2 separate regions of the Homo sapiens genome follow, and region 2 is linked to region 1. Evidence: chromatin contacts called from ENCODE Hi-C or POLR2A ChIA-PET data. All regions are on one chromosome and are shown on one strand. Each heading gives the region's core, a stretch centred on a gene start or an enhancer-like site at or near the end of the contact. The rest is flanking DNA. Distances are from core to core; before and after follow the strand shown. Region 1 holds the start of CEP131 (centrosomal protein 131). Region 2 holds the start of SGSH (N-sulfoglucosamine sulfohydrolase).

Region 1 (7,201 bases), core at 3,639-6,138:
CTTTCGCCCAGGCTGGAGTACAGTGGCATGATCTCGGCTCACTGCAGCCTCCTCCGCCCGGGTTCAAGCAACTCTCCTGTCTCAGCCTCCTGAGTAGCTGGGATTAAGGGTGCGCGCCACCACGCCCGGCTAATTTTTGCATTTTCAGTAGAGGCAGGGTTTCACTATGTTGGCCAGGCTGGTATTGAACTCCTGACCTCAGGTGATCCACCCGCCTCAACCTCCCAAAGTGCTGGGATCACGGGCGTGAGCCACCTCGCCCAGCCCAGATCTGCGATTTCGAGTGCGTCTTCCCCGCCCCATGTGCCATGAACCTAGGGCTTTAGAAACAGCGGGAGGGGCCAAGGCAGGTGGGCGAGGGGGTCAGTGACGCAGGAGCAGGGCTGCGGACAGGAGAGGCAGCAGGCTCAGAGACGGCTCTAGCCCAAGCTGGTTACCCCTCTGCTAAAACAGTGCAGCATATTTTTATTTTCACAGCTTACGTCTGTAAATGCCTAGAGGCGTACCACATCTTTAGACAACCTGCCGGCCACAATGACACATCAGGACATCCCGGGTCCCCGCCCTGCTGGCCCAGGCTTTGGGAACCTGCTTGGTCCAAGGGTCCGCTACTGGCCCGGCTGCCCTTACCCCGGAACTCGGCTAGCCGTCTGGCGGGCCACACCCTGCCCACCTGGGGGTGCTTCTAGGGCAGACACAGGAATAACTTTTTCAAGGAGAAGGGGGAGGTCCAAGCCTTTTATTCACAGTGGAACCCTGGCCTGGGCCTGCCAGGGGTTCCTGTGGGAAGCCTCAACTGCCCTCCAGACCCCTTCTCTCTGCCCTGCTATGTTGCCTGGCACGGACCTCAGGCAGGGAGCCCCAGACCGGCTGCCGCATGGAAGCCAAGGCCCCCAGGCCCTTGCTATTCGGAAGCTCAGGCCAGACTCTGGTCAGGCTCTGCCCCAACCCCCACAGAGCGGCTCGATTCCTCCCTTGCCCCAAAGACTGGGCCTGGCAGACACCAACTCAGGGTGCAGCAGGCCCGGCCTGCCTTTCACAGCCCCCATCTGGGAACCACCCACCCTCCTCCCTACTCCCAGAGGTGGGCAGGAAAGGCAGCTCTCACCCCGAAGCTCCCACGGCTGTCCTGCTGCCCACACACCCACACACCCGTCTAGGTTTCTCCAAGGCCACCAGGAGCTCATCACCCCTCCCCACAGGTCAACCCCATTTCTTTCTTTTTTTTTTTTTTTTGAGATGGCATCTCACTCTGTCGCCAGGCTGGAGTGCAACGGCACGATCTCGGCTCACCGCAACCTCTGCCTCCTGGGTTCGAGCAAATCTCCTGCCTCAGCCTCCCGAGTAGCTAGGATTACAGGCATGCACCACCATGCCCGGCTAATTTTTTTTTGTATCTTTAGTAGAGACGGAGTTTCACCATGTTGGTCAGGCTGGTCTTGAACTGCTGACCTCAGATGACCCGCCTGCCTCGGCCTCCCAAAGTGCTGAGATTACAGGCGTGAGCCACCGAGCCCAGCCAACCCCATTTCCTGAGGATTCAAACAAATCCAAAGGGCGGTGGCACAGGAGGCCTGGGGCTGTTGCTGAAAGAATCCAAGCTCTGGCTTGACTTTCTAGTGATTCAGCACCCACGCCTGTAAGACTCAAGTCCTACCTGCCTCCTGGAACAGCCACGAGGATCCAGCATGTCCAGATGTGAGGCACTTGTTCACCTGTGGAGCTGGACCCAGGGGTCAGATGCCAACTGAACAACAGCCCTCCAGGAGGCAGGGGCCCGGACTCCTAGGCCACAGTACTCACCAGCACCTTCCTCTTCTGCTCGCTGCCTGTGACCACGGAGACAGAGCGGACGATGGGCTTGGTGGTGGCGGCACTGCCAGGACGCCGGGACACAGGCGGAGGGAGACCTGTCAGACTCAGGTCCACACCTGCTGGGCTGCGCTCCGGGACGCTGCCGATGGCCCGGGTGCCTTTCATGGTGGACAAGGCAGGTCCTGAGCGGGGAAGCAAGAGCTGCAATGAGATGCCGTGGGGGAACTACAGTCCCCTGCACCCACCATCTCCAGCCCAGCCTCAGCTGGGTCCACTGGCCACCAAACTTCCTGGGAAGGCCTGTCACAACCTATGCACCCCTCTGGCTGGTGGCAGGCTCCTCGACAGGAACATGAGGGAGCTGTTCTGAGCCCAATGTCAGTGTATGCCAGGGCAGGAGGGCCCTGGATGATGGACAGGTGGGTGGCGAGGGCAAGGCCCGTGGGTGGGAATAAGCCAGCAGCACCCCAGAGGGAGCCTGGGCCACAGGCCATTGTCGATGTGAGCCAGGTTCTGCCATCTACCCCACACCGTGATTCTGAGAAAGTCACTGCCCCGAGCCCCACTGTTTTCTTCTGTAAAAGGGACATTTGATTTATTTTTTATTTTATTATGTTTTTGAAACAGAGTCTCGTTCTTGTCACCCAGGCTGGAGTGCAGTGGCGCGATCTCGGCTCATTGCCACCTCTGCCTCCCGGGTTCAAGCGATTCTCCTGCCTCAGCCTCCTGAGTAGCTGGGATTACAGGTGCCCGCCACCACGCCTGGCTAATTTTTGTATTTTTAGTAGAAGTAGAAACGGGGTTTTGCCATGTTGGCCAGGCTGGTCTCGAACTCCTGACCTCAGGTGATTCGCCTGCCTCGGCCTCCCAAAGTGCTGGGATTACAGGCATGAGCCACCGTACCCGGCCCCTAAGTAAAAATACACATTTTAAAAAGGGGTTGCGTGTTGGCCGGGCACAGTGGCTCACTCCTGTAATCCCAGCACTTTGGGAGACCAAGGCAGGCAGATTGCCTGAGCTCAGGAGTTCAAGACCAGCCTAAGCAACACAGTGAAACCCCACCTCTACTAAAAACTTCAAAAAATTAGCCGGGCGTGGTGGCGAGCGCCTGTAATCCCAACTACTTGGGAGGCTGAAGCAGGGGAATTACTTGAACCTGGTAGGCGGAGTTTACAGTGAGCCAAGATCGTGACACTGCACTCCAGCCTGGGCAACATAGCGAGACTCCATCTCAAAAAAAAAAAAAAAAAAAAAACGCGGGAGTGGTTTTGTGAGGTCCAGACAAGATGCTGGTCTCAAGGCCTCAAGGCTGCACCGGGCAAACACTCCCTGGGTAATGTGTTATTCCAGCAGGGGACGGGGGTTCTGACGATCGATCGAGGGGATTAGCTTGGGGATGCTGGCTTCCTTACTTTGGAACTTCTCAGAGCAAACCCTGCCGGCCCCCAGCCCGTCCCCACATGGCACCTCTTTCTGAACGAGTCTTTCTGATCTTTCTGAACGGGTCTCAGCTCGTGCATGTGCCCCTGCCAAAAACCCTGCAACAGCTTCCTAGGCACAGAGAATAAAGTCTACACATCCAACTCCTGCAAGATCTGGCCCTGTACTCTCTGTGACCTCGCCAGCTCCCCTGCTGTGCCCCTTTGTTGTGGCTTTAGCCAACACAGCCTCCCTGGTTCTCCTCAAACTCAGCCAGCTTGGCCCCGGCCAGTCCCCTGCCTCTAGGTCTCAGGACACTCCCTCCCTGCACTCAGAGGCCTTCCTTGAGCACCCATCACTCTTCACTCCCCATCCGGCTCGGACTCCCTTCCTGTGGCCGCACACAGTTGGTTTATGAATTGTGTGGCTCCTGAGCAACCCCAGCACCTGCAGGGAAAGGCACTCAGCTGAACCCGTAGATGAACGGGAGAAGCTGGCGCCAGGGACCAACCTCGAGAATTACCTCCCTGCCACGGTGGCCTCCAGTAGGCCAGCAGGCACCCAGCCTATCGCCCAAGGTCACCCTGGGCTTCCTTCAGCCCGGCACCCCACAGCAGGTCCCCCAAGGTCCCTTCCACGGAGCGATGGATACCCCTACTCCCTAGAGGCTGACCCTGCCACTGACCAGGTCCCAGTCCTCAGTTATGCACTTCCGGCTGTGCGGAAGAAACTTAACACCCTCCTCCTGCAGGGCACTGTCCACCCCTGGCTGGACCCATGCAAGCCCTTGGAGCCCAGGACTCTGCTCTCCCAGCCACACTTGCAAGCGGCTCTGGGATGGCGAACGGGGCCTCTCCATGGAAACCTCCAAGCCAGAAGAAGGGAGGCCTGGGAGGCCACTACATCTTGGATAAAACTGTGTCCCTCCCAGGACCTGAAGGGGCGGGGACTGATGACCAGCGCCAGGACCTGGTTCCCAGGGTGGGCTGACCCTGACCCTGACCCTGACCCTGGACAGAGAGGCCAGAGCCCACGCGCAGAGCAGAGCCCTCCACTTGTCCTCAGGGCAGCTCCCATCTCCCCATTTTCCCCAGGGCTTAAGGCAGCCGGGCCAGAGATGCCGGGACTGGACTCCATGTTGTCCTGGGGACCGGAGGGGAGTGGAGGGAGGTGGAGAGGGTGGAGGGGATGGAGGTGGGGACCCACACCCTCAGGCACGAGCCTGTCTTCACCTGCGCGGGCCCCGGACCTCCCTCACCTGTGCGCACCCTGGATCCCCCTCACTTCCCCCGGATCCCGCCTTCAATTGCGCGGGCACCAGATCCCCCCACTCACCTGTGCGTGCCCCGGATCCCCATCACTTCATCACTGGACCAGGGCCTCCCACCTGCGCGGGCTCCGGACCCCTCCAACCTCCGTGCGCCCTGCAACCCCCTCCCTTGCCCGGGCCCCCCTCACCTGCGCGGGCCGGGGGCGCAGCCGCGAAGCCTGCCTGGCGCGCGGGGCCTGCAGATTCGGCCGGCGGGGAGGGGATGCGGAACCAGTCGCGCCCAAACCTCGGGTCGGCGACCTGGCGCCCCGCCACCCCCAACACTGCCCCGAGGCCCGGTGACAATGAAGCGGCCGGACGGCCGGGGTGAGCAGCGGCGGCAGCTAGCAACCAGCCTGGCACCACCTCCCCAGCCCGTCACGCCGGCCCGCCTTTCCTGCGCGCGCCGACTCCGGATTGGCCCTTCACGCTCCCGCTCAGGCCGTCCCGGGAGCTCATTGGGCCGCTCGGCTGTCCTTCGGGAAGTTCAAGCGTGGGAGGAGCGGCGGATGGCTGAGGGACGCGACTACAGAGAGCGGCCGATTGGACGCGGCTGGAAAGGGGCGGGTCATATAGGGGGCGGGGGACCGAGGGCGGCGGGAGGAGCTGGCCGGGCAGGGGCGGGGCCCCAGCGGTTGTGGGCGGGGCGTGAGGTGGGGGTGTGATGGGCGAGTAGGGCGAGGCAGATGTGGGCGGGGCAAGGCAGGTGTGGGCGGGGCACGCAGGGCCTGGGGAGGAGACACCAGGGAGGGCGCGAGGAGCACGCGGCCTCGGCTCGGCTCCCCGACACCCCCAGGCCGCCGCACTCCCGCGGCCCGGGGCTCCCCCAGTGTCCTAGGCCGCTCTGTCCCCACCCACGTGCGCGACTCCCCTCGTTACTCAGTACGACTGCGAGGGCGTGTGGGCGCCTTGCTAACCTCCCTGACCTCCTTCCCTTCGCGCTGCTTTGTTGTTTTTTTTCCTTCTCCAAAGTTTTAACGCTGCGCCCCGTGCGTAGCCGCTCTGTGACTCCCCCTCTCTCCGGGAGCCCTGGGGATTCCGCCCAGGTCCTCTCCAGGGAAGCCATCCTTCCCCTAAAAGTCACAGCACACTGGTCTCCCCTGCCCCCGCTTTTTAAAAAGTCCAGTGCTCTGTAAAATAAAAAGTTTGGTTTCAGTAAAATCCACATTTTTTGGTGTGCAGTGGAGTTGTGTAACTTTAGTTACAGAACATTCTCCCTCCGGATCCCGTACCTGCTGACTGCTGGTGGCGGCTGCTCAGTTCTCTCTGTTCTCCATCCCTAGAGGCAGCCTTTTCCAGAATGTCACACAAAAGGGATGTCGCGCAGCGCGCCTGTGGGTCTGGCTTCTACCACTTCGCATTTTGAGATTCATGCTGGTTCCTCTTTATTGCTGAGTGGTATCCTGTAACCGGTGTGAACCACCGGTTCAGATGGTTTTATTTATTGATGGTTTTATTCATCAAATGAAGGACGCAGAGATTGTTCCTGGTGCTTGGCAATTATGAATGACGCTGCCATAAACATTCACTCATCGGCTTCTGTGTGGACACAACTTTTCATTTCTCTTGTGTAAATACCCAGGAGTGGGGTTGCTGGATCAAATGATTGTTTATAAGAAACTGCCGGCCGGGCGCAGTGGGTCCCACCTGTAATTCCAGAACTTTGGGACACTGAGGTGGGCGGATCACCTGAGGTCAGGAGTTCGAGATCACCCTGGCCAACATGGCAAAACCCCGTCTCTAGTAAAAATACAAAAAAATTACCCGTGCCTGGTGGCGTCTGCCTATAATCCCAGCTACTCAGGAGGCTGAGTCAGGAGAATCGCTTGACCCCAGGAGGCAGAGATTGCGGTGAGCGGAGATCACCACTGCACTCCAGCCTGAGCGACAGAGCAAGACTCCATCTCAAAAAAAAGAAAAAGAAAAAAAAAAGGAAACCGCCAAGCTATTTTCTTTTTCTTTTTTTTCCTTTTTTTTCCGAGATGGAGTCTCCCTCTGTCGCCCAGGCTGGAGTGCAATGGCATGATCTTGGCTCACTGCAAACTCCACTTCCTGGGCTCAAGCAATTCTCCTGCCTCAGCCTCCCGAGTAGCTGGTATTACAGGCACATGTCACCATGCCAGGCTAATTTTTGTATTTTTAGTAGAGACAGGGTTTTGTCATATTGGCCAGGCTGGTCTTGAACTGCTGACTTCAGGTGATCCACCCACCTCGGTCTCCCAAAGTGCTGGGATTACAGGCGTGGGCCACCACATCGGCCTACTAAGCTATTTTCCAAAGAAGTTGTACAGCTCTACGCTCCCACCAGTGCCACAGGTGTTGCAGTTGCTCCCCATCCTCCTCAGCTCTTGGTATTGTCAGGGATTGGTTTTATTTGTTTACTTATTTATTTATTTATTTATTATTATTTTTTTGAAACAGAGTCTCGCATTTTTGCCCAGGCTGGAGCATAGTGGCGCGATCTCAGCTCACTGCAAGCTCCGCCTCCCGGGTTCACGCCATTCTTCTGCCTCAGCCTCCCGAGTAGCTGGGACTACAGGTGCCCGCCACCACGCCTGGCTAATTTTTTTGTATTTTCAGTAGAGACGGGGTTTCACCGTGTTAGCCAGGATGGTCTCGATCTCCTGACCTCGTGATCCGCCCGCCTTGGCCTCCCAA
Region 2 (7,201 bases), core at 1,073-3,572, 1.0 Mb before region 1:
AGTGGGCAAGATACTCATGCAGGCATGATGACCCAACAAGCTTGATGATACCCCAGCAGGCATGCTACCTGGGTGGGCGTGTTAGCCGGCTAGGCATTTAGGCAGACAGCGGCTGAGCGCATGGCCACAGAACTGCTGGGCAATTCTGGGCTCAGCGGAAACCGCATGGGGCAGAGGGCAGGAGAGCCTCGCCCAGGGCGCGTCTAAAGCTCTATGTGTGTGCGTCCCACCGCTGCTTCTCACTGATGCCATCTCAAAGGCCTAGTGACCTTGCAGGTTGTCTATTTCAACCCTTTCATCCTACACAAAGCAGCTGAGGCCCAGAAAGGTGAGGTGCAGTGCCCAGGGCCACACACTGGGCAGCAGGAAACAGGGACAGGCCGCTGAACTCCTACAACCACACCAAGCTTCTTCCCCCTGCTCTGGAGTAGAGGACACTGGGGGCACCACAGGAGAGGCTGGTGGGAACCCCCAGACCAACACTTTCCCCAGCTCCCTCAGAGGCAATGTGGTCCATGGATGGACAGAGGAGGCTGGGCACCTTCCAGTTGGGCTTCCATCCTCCACCCCACAGTACCCACAGGTGTGAGCACATGGCAGCCACGTAAACCTGGAGGGAGAGCGGGATGGGCTGTGCTCCGTACCCGCAGGCCAGGAAGAAAGCTGCCCTTCTCCAAACCCAGAGTGTCTCGGCACTTGGCTGTGGGCCTGCTATGGTCTGAACTGTGTCCTCCCAGAATTCATATGCTGAAGCCCTAACGTCAACATCACTGTATCTGGAGACAGGGTCCTTAATTAAGGGTAAATGAATCATAAGGATGAGATCCTGATCTGACAGGACTGTGGACTTAAAGGAAAAGAAAGAGAGGGCCGGGTGCAGTGTTTCATGCCCGTAAGCCCAGCACCCGGGAGGCCAAGGCAGGAAGATTGCTTGAGCCCAGGAGTTCGAGACCAGTCTGGGCAACACAGTGAGACCTTGTCTCTACAAAAAATACAAAAATTAGCCAGGCATGGTGATGTGCACTTGAGGTCCCAGCTACTTGGGAGGCTGAGGCAGGAGGATCGCTTGAGCCTGGGAGATTGAGGCTGCAGTGAGCTGTGATTGTGCTACTGTGCTCCAGCCTGGGTGACAGAGTGAGACCCTGTCTCACAAAAAAAAAAAAAAAAAAAAAAAAAGGAAAGAAAGGAAAAAGAAAGGAAAAGGAAGTGAGACCACCCCCATCCGCTTGTCATGTGAGGAAACAGTGAGAGGGTGACCACCTGTAAGCCGAAAGTGGACCCTCACTGGAACCCAACCAAGCTGGCACCCTGACCTTGGATTTTCAGCCCACAGAACTGTGAGAAATACATTTCTGTTTAAGCCGATCCATGGCAGTCCGTGCTAAGAAAGGCCCTAGCCCAGGGGCCGCATAGCCTGGACTCTGACAGCCTCCTGTAGGAATTCTGATCCGCAGGTGAGGGTCCATGCAGATTCTCTGCTGTGTTTCTGGGAGGCGAGGAGTTGGCAGGAGAGCTGTTTATGTTACAGTGAGCCGAACCCCCGCCCAGAGACCACAAAATTAATCAGAAAGAGGGCAACTGGCAGGGCGCCAGACCTCAGAAGGGGAAAGAATCGCAGGCCTTGGGTTTGGCCTTGTCACTTGTCATGAGCCAGAGCCTTGATTACCTAAACCGGAAGTCTTGTGAGCAGCACGGTGCTTGCTCTGGAGGAACCTGGGGTTTCTGAGAGGGACTGGGGTTGGGGGAGACGGTGGTGGGTGGGTGGTGGAGGGCTGTGCCCTTGGGATAAGGGAAAAGACAGCTGAGACACAGGCTCTGGGGTCGGAAATGAGAGCCAGGAGGGCACCCTGTCTGCAGTCTCTGGGGACCGGAGCACCAGCCCCTCCTCTGGGATCCCCTCCCAAGAGGGATTTGAGATCCGTGGACCCCTGAGCCCTGGCTGGGCAGGGTCAGAGGAGGGTGGGACAGGCGGCACGAGGTAAGTGTAGGGGTGCTGGATGCTGGGGCTCACTCCTCCAGCCTTTGCTGCCCTCTCTGGGGAGACACCCGTGAAGAGTCTGGGGGCGGCACAGAGAGGAGGACGAGAGGGAATGGCAGCGGGGGATACAAGGGCAGGGCACACTAGGGTCAGCATTGACCACGGGTGGGGAGGAGGCCAGTGGCCACTTCCCCGGGCCACCGCAGGTGGGCGTGGGGGGGCGGCGCCGGCACTCACCGAGGAGCAGCAGTGCGTTCCGGGGACGCGCCCGGCAGAGCCCCAGGACTAGCAGCAGCGCGCAGCAGGCGGGCACGGGGCAGCTCATGGCGGCGGCGGCTCGGACTCGGGATCGGGATCCGGCTCCGGCTCTCTGGTCTCCCGCTCGGCCCCGCCCCCTGCCCCGACCCCGGTCACGTGCGCGCCAGACCCCGCCCCGGCCTGTCCCCGGCGATTCCTGCGGACCCAGCTGCGGCGACGCCAGGAGACCCCAAGCTGCATCGCCGAGTGGGTGAGTCCGTGGCCCGCGAGGGCGGCGAGCGGGGACCAGGGGCAGGGGGAGCGGACAGTGGCCGGGGTCGCCGGGGGCAGCCGACGCGGGGGCCAGCGCGGAGTCCTGAAGTGCGGGGGCCTCCCGTGGGGACCACTCCCCCGCCGCGTCCCTACCCGGGTCCCCGCGGCCCTCGGCCTTGCTCGGGGCCAAGGGACCGCGGACGGTCAGGTGGCGCAGGGTCTCCTCCGGAGACCCCAGGATCCGGAGCCAGCGGCCTTGTGGGCGGGGCCGGGGGCCGGGGAGTGGATTTTGCCCGGAGCGGAGCGGCCGGGGGCGTGGGGGGCTGGGGGTGAGGGTGGCGGCTCTGCGCGCGGGCGCCGGGGCCCTGGAAGATGCTGCGCACCTGAATTAACCGGGCGCCTCTGATGTCCTCCCAGAAGCAACTAGAACTCCAGGGCTGTGAAAGCCACAGGTGGGGGCTGAGCGAGGCGTGGCCTCAGGAGCGGAGGACCCCCCCACTCTCCCTCGAGCGCCGCAGTCCACCGTAGCGGGTGGAGCCCGCCTTGGTGCGCAGTTGGAAAACCTCGGAGCCCCGCTGGATCTCCTGGCTGCCACCCGCACCCCCCGCCAGCCTACGGTGCGCCCGCGGGCCCAGCTTCTCTCTGCGCTGCTCCCCGTTAAATTCCCTGGGGAGACGGAAAAAAAGGCAAAGGAAGTCGGTTCTCCAGGGGCCAGAAGTGTTGAGCCTAATTAGTCTTCAGACTTCTCAATGAGGAATCGCTTATCAGTTTCTTATCTGGGAGAGTTGAGGATGGAGGGACAGAAGGCACCCAGGATTTGCACGGGGGGGATTCAGGGAGAGAGGGTGATGAGGGACGGGGTGGGCCTTCCAGTCTTGGCCCAGTCCCCATCTTGCACACATTGTTGGCTTCCTCTTAGAGCCGTTCGCCCCCCTGGGGAGGGGAGACCCATAGTGACCTCTCCTGACACCCGCCGACCCTGACCAGTGTTGCCGGGTTCTTCAAAGGCCACGCTCTGACTGCTGGTCTGTGTCACCTGCACCCCCCAGCCCCACCGTAGAGATGCCTTCTTCGGTGACGGCGCTGGGTCAGGCCAGGTCCTCTGGCCCCGGGATGGCCCCGAGCGCCTGCTGCTGCTCCCCTGCGGCCCTGCAGAGGAGGCTGCCCATCCTGGCGTGGCTGCCCAGCTACTCCCTGCAGTGGCTGAAGATGGATTTCGTCGCCGGCCTCTCAGTTGGCCTCACTGCCATTCCCCAGGCGCTGGCCTATGCTGAAGTGGCTGGACTCCCGCCCCAGGTGAGGCGTCTGACCCTGCTGCCAGCCATATCTCAGAAACAGTGCAGAATACACAGTATCAATCCCAGACACCATCAGCGATTCCAGGTTTCCAGCCCCTGGGCCCCAAGGAACCTTTGGTTTACAGTGTGTGACGCAGATTGTCTCTGGGCCGACCCAGGCTCCTATGCCTGTTTGGCACACACAGACACTGAGCTGGTTATGGAGGGGCCAGCGAGATGACTCATGGAGGCCTCAGGAGTTCAAGACCAGCCCGACCAAAATGGTGAAACCCCGTCTCCACTAAAAATACAAAAATTAGGCTGGGTGCGGTGGCTCAAGCCTGTAATCCCAGCACTTTGGGAGGCCGAGGCAGGCGGATCGCAAGGTCAGGAGATGGAGACCATCCTGGCTAACAGGGTGAAACCCCGTCTCTACTAAAAATACAAAAAATTAGCCAGGTGTGGTGGCGGGTGCCTGTAGTCCCAGCTACCTGGGAGGCTGAGGCAGGAGAATGGCGTGAACCCGGGAGGCGGAGCTTGCAGTGAGCCGAGACTGTGCCACTGCCCTCCAGCCTGGGCGACAGAGCGAGACTCCATCTCAAAAAAAAAAAAAAAGAATGCTTCCTCAGACTTGGACACAGCACACGGGCCTGCACCGACCCCTCTGCCTGGCTGTCTGCACCCTGAGGCCCCAGTTGAGTGCTGCTAAAAAAGTGGCCTCCTGATCACTGCAGGTCCACCCACAGGGCAGGGCGGTGCACCTTTAACCTGGGCCTGGACACAGCTGACACCCACACATCCCGAGCTTGGACACGCACACTAGGGAGCTGGTGGATGGGCCTCGGCCTCCTGAGTGCTCACCACCCTCTCTCCCCACAGTATGGCCTCTACTCTGCCTTCATGGGCTGCTTCGTGTATTTCTTCCTGGGCACCTCCCGGGATGTGACTCTGGGCCCCACCGCCATTATGTCCCTCCTGGTCTCCTTCTACACCTTCCATGAGCCCGCCTACGCTGTGCTGCTGGCCTTCCTGTCCGGCTGCATCCAGCTGGCCATGGGGGTCCTGCGTTTGGGTGAGGCTCTACCTTCTTGCCAAGGGGATGCCCTCGACCTCAGCATTTGCTTGTTTGCATTTCAAGTCTATCCCCGTGTGCGTGTGTGTGCGTGTTGGGGTGTGGGTATGTATGTGTGTGTGTGTAGGTGGGTGGGTGGTGGAGGGGGTGGGGCACTTGGCTCTTAGTCTACTCTTTTCTGCTTAGAGGCCAGGACACTTGGAGAAGTGCCTGTGGCCTCAGACCCCAGTCTCCCTTTTCTGCTCTCCAAAAACAGCCAAACAGGGTGTGTTACCCCCAGTCCTTAGCTGCGGTATCTGCTCCCCAATCCCACCCATTGCCACCTTCCCCAGCTCACATCTCCCCTCATCCTCTGGGACTGGGTGGAGCCGGGACCAGCTCGATGTCCCCTCTTGGCTGGCCAGGGTTCCTGCTGGACTTCATTTCCTACCCCGTCATTAAAGGCTTCACCTCTGCTGCTGCCGTCACCATCGGCTTTGGACAGATCAAGGTAGGCACGGCGCCCACCCAGGGCACTGCTCTTTGGCCACTGCTCGTTGGCACAGGGATGGCGGGAGCAGGACTGAGGCCAGTCCTGATCCCTGTGGCCAGTGGACGTCTTGCTGTTTCAGATTGTCTTCCATGGGTCAAGAAGCACGCGGTGCTCTCATGGGTCCCCTGTTAATAAAATGACCCTCCTGGGAGGGATGTCACGTGATGGTTGGATTTCACAGCGGGTAACTTGGGGGCCGGTAATTCCATCCCCCTGCTCTTGCCCGAGTTTCCGTGCCAGTGTGCTTGGCTGGCTCTGTGACGTGGCTCTGTTCTCCCTGCACTGGGCACACCCAGCAGGCCCCACCAGTCATGAGCATGCTGCTAGAATTTCTATAGGCAAATTATTTCCCCATGCCAATTTAGTTAGATGGTTTTGTTTTGTGCTTTTTTTTCTGGTTTCTGTTTAATATTTTTTAAATGCCATGCCTTTTATATTTTCTTTTAAAACATTTATAATAAGTACTAAAATCAGTCATCAGCTGAGGGTGTAATTTATTCTGTTTTTGCTGGGTTGTAAGTTCCTCGAGGGTAGGAACTGTCCTTCTCCCAGCCATGGCCGCCCAGCATTGGGCTGGTGCAGTAGGGGGGTGCTCAGTGGGGTGTGTGTGGAGTGAAGTGAGCCCAATTCCACAGATGGGACCATGCGGCCCTCATGGCAGACTAGGGTCACATGCTGCCTCCTGACCCTGTGTCACTGCAGGTCATCTTCCCCAAGCCAGGCCCTGTTCCAGGCTGGCCTGAGACAGTCTTCCCTGATGGAGGTACCATGAGAAGACCAAGGACAGGAGAGTGTGTGTGAGAGTGTGTATGAGTGTGTGTGAGTGTGTGAATGAGTGAGTGTGTGAGAGTGTGAGTGGGTTTGAGGGAGTGTGTGAGTGTGTGCGTGTGTGAGTGAGTGCGTGTGTGAGTGAGTGTGCGTGTGTGTGTGAGAGAGTGTGAGTGTGTATGAGTGAGAGTGTGAGAGTGGGTGTGGGTGTGAGGGAGTGTGAGTGCGCGCGCGCGTGTGTGAGTGTATGAGTGTGAGAGTGAGTGTGAGTGAGTGAGAGTGGGTGTGGGTGTGAGAGTGTGAGTGTGAGAGTGTGAGTGTGTGAGTGTGAGAATAAAGTAGACACTTTTTGCACTCTTGCTACGTGCGAGGCACTGGGCAGGACACTCTCCATGTGTAATTCTCAACACACCCCGGGAGGTAGATTTATCATTATTTCCATTTGAGAGAGGAGGGACCAACTTAGGTGTGGGTGAGCGTGATTTGTACGTTATCTACACGCATCTCTCAGGGTTAGCTTGGCAAATGCTGTTTCAGGGCATGGTTGGTTCTTTAATCTGGAAACATCATTTTTGGTGTCAAGAATGTTCTTTTGTAGGATCCCAGTGAGAGTGGAGAGCGGAGAGTGGAGAGTGGAAGGCATCCCTTGTTCATGCCTTCATACTTGGCAACCCTAGCCCCGCCCAGGGACTCTGCAGCCATCTGGGGGGAGGGGCGTCCTCCTGACAGGCCCAGGACAGAAGACCCTACCCCAACAGTCCCAGAGTCCGCCCCCCAGGATGTCCTAACCCCACCCACCCTGTGCGCAGCAGTTTTAGGGCAGGGTCCTTGAGCCTGTGGCCATGGGATCCAGGGCCTCAACTTTCCCCTCTGACTCCTGTTGGGTCTCAGGCGATGTAAAGAACTAAAGTGCAAGCTGTGCCTGCACTGTGGATCCCAGCTACGTGGGAGGCCGAGGTGGGAGGATCACTGGAGCCCAGGAGTTCGAATCCAGCCTGGGCCACAGAGCAAGCAAGACCCCCACCCCCCAACCCCCCGCCGCTCTCTAAAGAAAAAAAAACTAA

What was found. A loop is a pair of places that touch in the nucleus more often than their neighbours do. ChIA-PET counts read pairs that join two places held with the same protein, here RNA polymerase II (POLR2A). Pooled maps may share reads with other maps.
Region 2: a pooled map shows a loop between it and region 1 (9-fold over the local background). The contact joins the promoter of SGSH here to the promoter of CEP131 in region 1. A Hi-C loop is called at or near these places in 6 of 50 pooled maps. POLR2A ChIA-PET finds 5 or more read pairs at or near these places in 3 of 52 experiments (B cell, Caco-2 and activated T-cell).

Annotation. Positions count from the first base shown.
Region 1 is chr17:81,218,077-81,225,277 of GRCh38, forward strand. CEP131 (centrosomal protein 131) reads right to left here and starts at 4,889. Exons shown (of 26, transcript NM_014984.4): 1 at 4,693-4,889; 2 at 1,804-1,997. The coding sequence starts at 1,980. RefSeq lists enhancers at 3,250-3,920, 3,921-4,590, 4,591-5,260 and silencers at 4,622-4,951, 5,112-5,481.
Region 2 is chr17:80,218,011-80,225,211 of GRCh38, forward strand. SGSH (N-sulfoglucosamine sulfohydrolase) reads right to left here and starts at 2,323. Exons shown (of 8, transcript NM_000199.5): 1 at 2,216-2,323. The coding sequence starts at 2,303. SLC26A11 (solute carrier family 26 member 11) reads left to right here and starts at 2,417. Exons shown (of 18, transcript NM_001166347.2): 1 at 2,417-2,486; 2 at 2,906-3,105; 3 at 3,538-3,784; 4 at 4,645-4,837; 5 at 5,242-5,327. The coding sequence starts at 3,551. RefSeq lists enhancers at 1,365-1,484, 4,142-4,979, 4,980-5,817 and silencers at 2,285-2,554, 2,575-2,644.